2 separate regions of the Homo sapiens genome follow, and region 1 is linked to region 2. The links are chromatin contacts, found by Hi-C or POLR2A ChIA-PET in ENCODE. All regions are on one chromosome and are shown on one strand. The core of a region is the stretch at or near the end of the contact, and the rest is flanking DNA. Distances in the headings are between cores, read along the strand shown. Region 1 has its middle 70 kb from the start of GNE. Region 2 overlaps GNE (glucosamine (UDP-N-acetyl)-2-epimerase/N-acetylmannosamine kinase).

Evidence for each region. Hi-C counts contacts between places; a loop is a spot of excess contacts on that map. ChIA-PET counts read pairs that join two places held with the same protein, here RNA polymerase II (POLR2A). Pooled maps may share reads with other maps.
Region 1: a loop to region 2 is called in a map of tibial artery, with 2.8 times the contacts of the local background. The contact joins two enhancer-like sites. A Hi-C loop is called at or near these places in 8 of 168 maps with a recorded cell type or tissue (IMR-90, heart left ventricle, left cardiac atrium and 4 more) and 9 of 50 pooled maps. POLR2A ChIA-PET finds 5 or more read pairs at or near these places in 6 of 52 experiments (CD8-positive, alpha-beta T cell, H1, OCI-LY7 and 3 more).

What each region holds. Positions count from the first base shown.
Region 1 is chr9:36,327,552-36,330,251 of GRCh38, reverse strand. No RefSeq gene overlaps it. Among named protein-coding and RNA genes, the nearest start is that of GNE, 70 kb to the right of the region's middle. Within about 2 kb of position 1,276, at least 2 of the 41 ENCODE cell types and tissues checked have a DNase peak (open chromatin) inside an H3K27ac peak, as active enhancers do.
Region 2 is chr9:36,217,206-36,219,905 of GRCh38, reverse strand. GNE (glucosamine (UDP-N-acetyl)-2-epimerase/N-acetylmannosamine kinase) reads left to right here. Exons shown (of 12, transcript NM_005476.7): 10 at 1-68; 11 at 1,607-1,723; 12 at 2,306-2,700. The coding sequence ends at 2,541. Among named protein-coding and RNA genes, the nearest start is that of CLTA, 28 kb to the right of the region's middle. Within about 2 kb of position 1,250, at least 2 of the 41 ENCODE cell types and tissues checked have a DNase peak (open chromatin) inside an H3K27ac peak, as active enhancers do.

The DNA.
Region 1 (2,700 bases), core at 27-2,526, 110 kb before region 2:
TAATTAGAAAGATTAACAATACCATATGTTGGTGAGGATGTGAAGCAAACTGAAATTCTCATCTGCTGTTGATGGTAATATAAATTGGAACAACCAATTTAGACAACTGGTTGGCATTGTCTACTAAAGTTCATGCGCTATAACCCAGTCATTCTTCTTCTAGGTATATTCCTAATAAAATGCATGCATATGGGCACCAAAAGGCATGTACAATAATGTTCATAGCAGGCTATAAAAGCCCAACCCTGGAAACAATCCAAATGTTTATCGACCATAGGACTGATGATAAATTATGGTTGAGCTTTACAATGGTTTTTATACAGCAAAGAGAAAACCAACTACACCAAGCAACATGGGTAAATGTTGCTAATGTATTGAATAAGATCCAAAAGAACACACTCTTGTGTCTTATTCAATATACTTGTGAGAATATTCTTACAAATTGTTCCAGTCATAGAAATATCAACAAGCAGAATTGATCTGTGATGTGAGAAGACGTGACCGTGATTACCCTAGCCAGGCAGTCGTGACCTACAGGAGTTCAGGGCATGAGGAGGCATCTGGGCTGTCAGTCATTTTTTATTTGTTGATCTACGTGCTTGGTTACACAAATGGTTCAATTTGAGAAATTCATTGTTCAATCTTCTGTATCATTTTATAAACTTTTTTTTTTGAGTTTTGCTCTTGTTGCCCAGGCTGAAGTGCAGTGGCGCGATCTCGACTCACTGCAGTGTCCGCCTTCCAGGTTCAAGTGATTCTCCTGCCTCAGCCTCCCAAGTAGCTGGAACTACAGGCATGCGCCACCATGCCCGGCTAATTTTTTTTTGTATTTTTAGTAGAGACAGGGTTTCTCCATGTTGGTTGGTCAGGCTGGTTTCGAATTCCTCAGGTGATCTGCCCGCCTCGGACTCCCAAAGTGCTGAGATTACAGGCATGAGCCACCGCACCCGGCTATAAATTTCATTAAAAAAATAAGTGGTAGACCCCACTCTGTGACACTTTATAGAAGTACAGCTGTACAATGCAAGGGCAGATGAATTTTTATCATCTTAAATGACAGCTTTATCAATATCCCTAATGCTGTACTACATAAAACCTAAACAAGTCCTCCATATCACTTTCCTCATCCCAAAACATGTTTTTAACTTGCTTTTTAAGTAAAAAAGTATCAGAGCAGCAATATTTCTATTAGAATATTGCCACTATGCTAGTAAAGTATTTATGCATGACATTTACACCAGGAGGCGCTGTTGTTCAAAACCAAGTTCCAAATACAGTACAAGCTTCTTAATGCACAGGTCAGGACTGACACGGTTATAAACAGTTAATGTGCTTTCATATTGCTTTTATTCGTGGAAAGCATACATTAGAAATCTGCCTGCCAGAATAGTCCAGGATCGCTACAGCTTACAACCTCATTCCTTCTTGAGCAATGTTGTGTTTATTCCCTGCAGAGTGGGGCTTCTAAAAGTTTATGTGGTTTTTGAATATTTAATAACGGATTTTTTTTTTCTGGTTGTATTCTTTTTTTTTCTTTTGAGACAGAGTCTCATTCTGTCGCCCAGGCTGGAGTGCAGTGGTATGATCTCAGCTCACTGCAAACTCCACCTCCCGGGTTCAAGTGATTCTCCTGCCTCAGCCTCCCGAGTAGCTGGGATTACAGGCACCCACTATGACACCCGGCTAATTTTTGTATTTTTAGTAGAGACAGGGTTTCACCATGTTGGACAGGCTGGTCTCGAACTCCTGACCTCAAGTGATCCGCCCGCCTCAGCCTCCCAAAGTGCTGGGATTACAGGCGTGAGGCACCGTGCCTAGCTTTGGTTGCATTCCAAAATGCAAATTTGTTTAGCTTTAAAATCAAGCCTCCTCTGTGCTGAACAAGACTGATTGCTGCATATGAATTCCACTCCCATGCTCCTTCCACAGTGCCATAGGTACGGTTGAGACTGGAGCTACCATGTCGGCCGAGGCCTGCCTCTCCCAACCACAGGTTTGCCAGTGGCTTCCTAAATGTCAGGTCTAATAAACACGTTCCAGTCTTTGTGCTGCTGGACTGCTCTGTGGTGTGAGACTCTCTGCATATCGAGGTGTGGAGGCCTGGCAGGGACAGGCCAGAGGAAGGCTGCTGCGGCTCCCATGACTCGCCCTTTGGCTGTCATGTGATACTCCTCTCACTAAATCCTCAGTGTTGCTCTCTGAGTTCTTTCTCCTGAGTTTCTTTTTCTCTGGCCCACCCGTTCCCATCAGGGCTCACCAGGATATGACCCTCACCATTTTCCCATTCTGCGCACTCTTCCTGGAGCTAGTGCATCCTCTCCTACTTGCATCAGCAACCTTTTTACAGTTCCCCTAACACAGAGATTCCTATCTCCAGTCCCACTTCTCCTTGTGTTTCCTGCTAAACATCTCCTCCTGAAGTTATCCTCCTGAATATCCTGTAGGCCAAGTTGTCCAACCCATGGCCCGCGGGCCCACATGCAGCCCGGGACAGCTTTGAATGTGGCCCAACACAAATTCCTTATCTTTCTTAAAACATGAGATTTTTTGGCAATTTTTTTTCAGCTCATCAGCTATCATTAGTGATAGAGTTTTATGTGCGGCCCAGAAAAGCCAAAAGATTGGACACCCCAGCTGTAGGCACTCAAACTCAACATATCCAAATATGGACTCTTCAAACTTCCCCGCAAACACATTTCT
Region 2 (2,700 bases), core at 1-2,500:
CCATGGGTGCATTGAAGCATACGCCTCTGGAATGGCCTTGCAGAGGGAGGCAAAAAAGCTCCATGATGGTTGGTGTCCCTCTCTCGAGGAATTAAGTAACCAAATAGTAGACAAGTACTTCAAAGTGGAAATTCCAAAGACAGCTGAACACTGAAGCCAGAAGTTTCCCCCTTTTCACTTCTTAGGGAAAGAGCAGGGCTCCCTCGCACTAAAACTGCACAGTCTTCTTGGCTGACCCATATTGCCACTCTTCCTCCCCAGGGGTGGTGGTGGACAGAGGTCTAGAGTTCCAAGACAGCAGGGAAGATTTCCTTCAGTTTTGTTTTCTCAGCCAGTATCACAGGGAGGGTACTTAATACACATTTTAATGAAGAAATAAATGGACAAAACATGTTATGTATATATCACACATACATGCACTGTATGTGTAGTATATCTGTGCTTCATACATAAAAACAGTGTAGATTTTTGGCCCCCAAAACCAATTTGTGAGCATATGCTGAAGGAAAAGAGATGGGGAGTGGAGGCCGAGAGTGCAGGAGAGAAGTGTATAGAGCCCTACAGTAGGGTTCTGAAGAGGTGGGAAGAGATGAGCTGCAAAGCCAGGCAGAGGGTCCACGAGAGGGCATGGCGAGCCGAGATGATGGGTGTATGGGACAGGAAGCAAAAAGGTAGGGGATCACTGCCTGGTGGTGCCCCCTATGAGAGAGGTAAGAAGTATGCTCGTCTGTTGGCAGTGGGGGTAGAAGGACTGGGAAGGTGGTGAAGGTATAGAAAAGCGCAGTCAGAGAGAATGGGTGAGAGCTGTGAGGGCCCAGGGGAGACAGGAGACCACCAGTTGATGTCTAGGTTGCAGTTTGCACAGCTGGGGATTTTTCTCCTTCAGGGTCCAGATATTCTAGCAGATTAGTAGGAGGCAGATTGATCTGAGTTGGTGACGGGCAGAAGACAAGGACTACAGATAACCACAGAAATACCTGCTGCTTACTGAGCATTTACTGTGGCCAGCACTTAACTAAATACTTTATGTCCATGATCTCATTCCGTTCCTCAAATAACCCTGCCAGGGGAGGCACTACTGGTCTCATCTTCTAGGAAGGAGGAATGTGTACAGGTGAGGTGACAGGCATGGGGTCATGCAGCTGGGAGTGGCAGAGCTGGCACTGACCCCAGGCCTGTGTCTGTTCCTCAGCCACTGTGCCTCGCTGCCATAGAACGCGTGGCGCTGGCAGATGGCACAGCATTGTGTCTGGGATGAGTAAGGAAGGAGTGAATGTGGGAGGAGGGTGATAATTTGGAGAAAAGAACACTTCAAAGACTGTCTGCTACTGGAAGTGAGAAGTGAGGGAGCCAGAGGGGTAGGAGGCTGTCGTCAGACTTGAGGTTTTTCCAGGAAGATAGGTTCTGGGTTATGTACAACCAATTAGCAAGAGGGTAGCAAAGGCTTTAGGGGCAGTGTATAGAGATGTTTGTGAACGATAAGCTTTGCAATTGTGAAAAGAAAACACCGTCTTCCCATGTAGGGGCTTGCTTTCCACAGGCCCAGTGGTGAGCTTGGCCTCCCCACAGCTCATTAGTGACTGCTTTTCCTTCTCACTCTGTTCAGAGGACCTGCTCTTGGTGGAAGGGATGTCAGTGCCAAAAGATGAGGCTGTGGGTGCGCTCCATCTCATCCAAGCTGCGAAACTTGGCAATGCGAAGGCCCAGAGCATCCTAAGAACAGGTGAGCATGTGGCTGCAGGTGGCTGTGCTGCAGGGGGTGGCCTCAGATATCATATGGCCCAGCCCGGCCCCAGAAGAGACCCTGCTTCCCTAGGGACAGGTGCTTTGCAGTGTCTGTTCAGAGGTTTCTTTCCTAATTACTCAGAGGTAAAAAGGGAATTGGATTCAAGGTATTTGGCAGCATTGCCTTTTTCAGCAGGTGGTTGGTTTGGTTTGACAACTATAAAAATGCTCCTTTCATTTTACAGGAAATTTAGAGAAATATAGGACAGTTGTAAGAAAAAATATCACTTAGTTTTCCCATTTGGAGGTATCAACTATTAACATTTCCTTCGAGTCTTTCTATTCATTTTTTTGCCTAGTGGAGATCATGTGGTACACCCGGCTTTTTCCACTTGAGGCTGTCACATGATCATTTTCTCATATTAAGAATCAACCGTGAACTGCTTTTAAAACACTGCCTCCCACTGCATGCCGTGGATGTTCTTTAACATTTCTGCTGCTGGCTCTTTTCTGCCTTCCTCTTTGGTATTTTGATTTTGGCTTCTCTCAGAAACTCATTTTAATTTTTGTCTCCCTATAGCTGGAACAGCTTTGGGTCTTGGGGTTGTGAACATCCTCCATACCATGAATCCCTCCCTTGTGATCCTCTCCGGAGTCCTGGCCAGTCACTATATCCACATTGTCAAAGACGTCATTCGCCAGCAGGCCTTGTCCTCCGTGCAGGACGTGGATGTGGTGGTTTCGGATTTGGTTGACCCCGCCCTGCTGGGTGCTGCCAGCATGGTTCTGGACTACACAACACGCAGGATCTACTAGACCTCCAGGAACAGACATGGACCTTCTCTCCAGAGCTCCTGAGTGGAATCAAGTTCTTGTCTTTAGGATGACCGTTTCTTAACAATCAAATCTGGTATTGAACTGCAGGTGACTTTGGCAGAGAAATGTTTTCACTTTTGGTCTCCTCTTCCAGAGTCA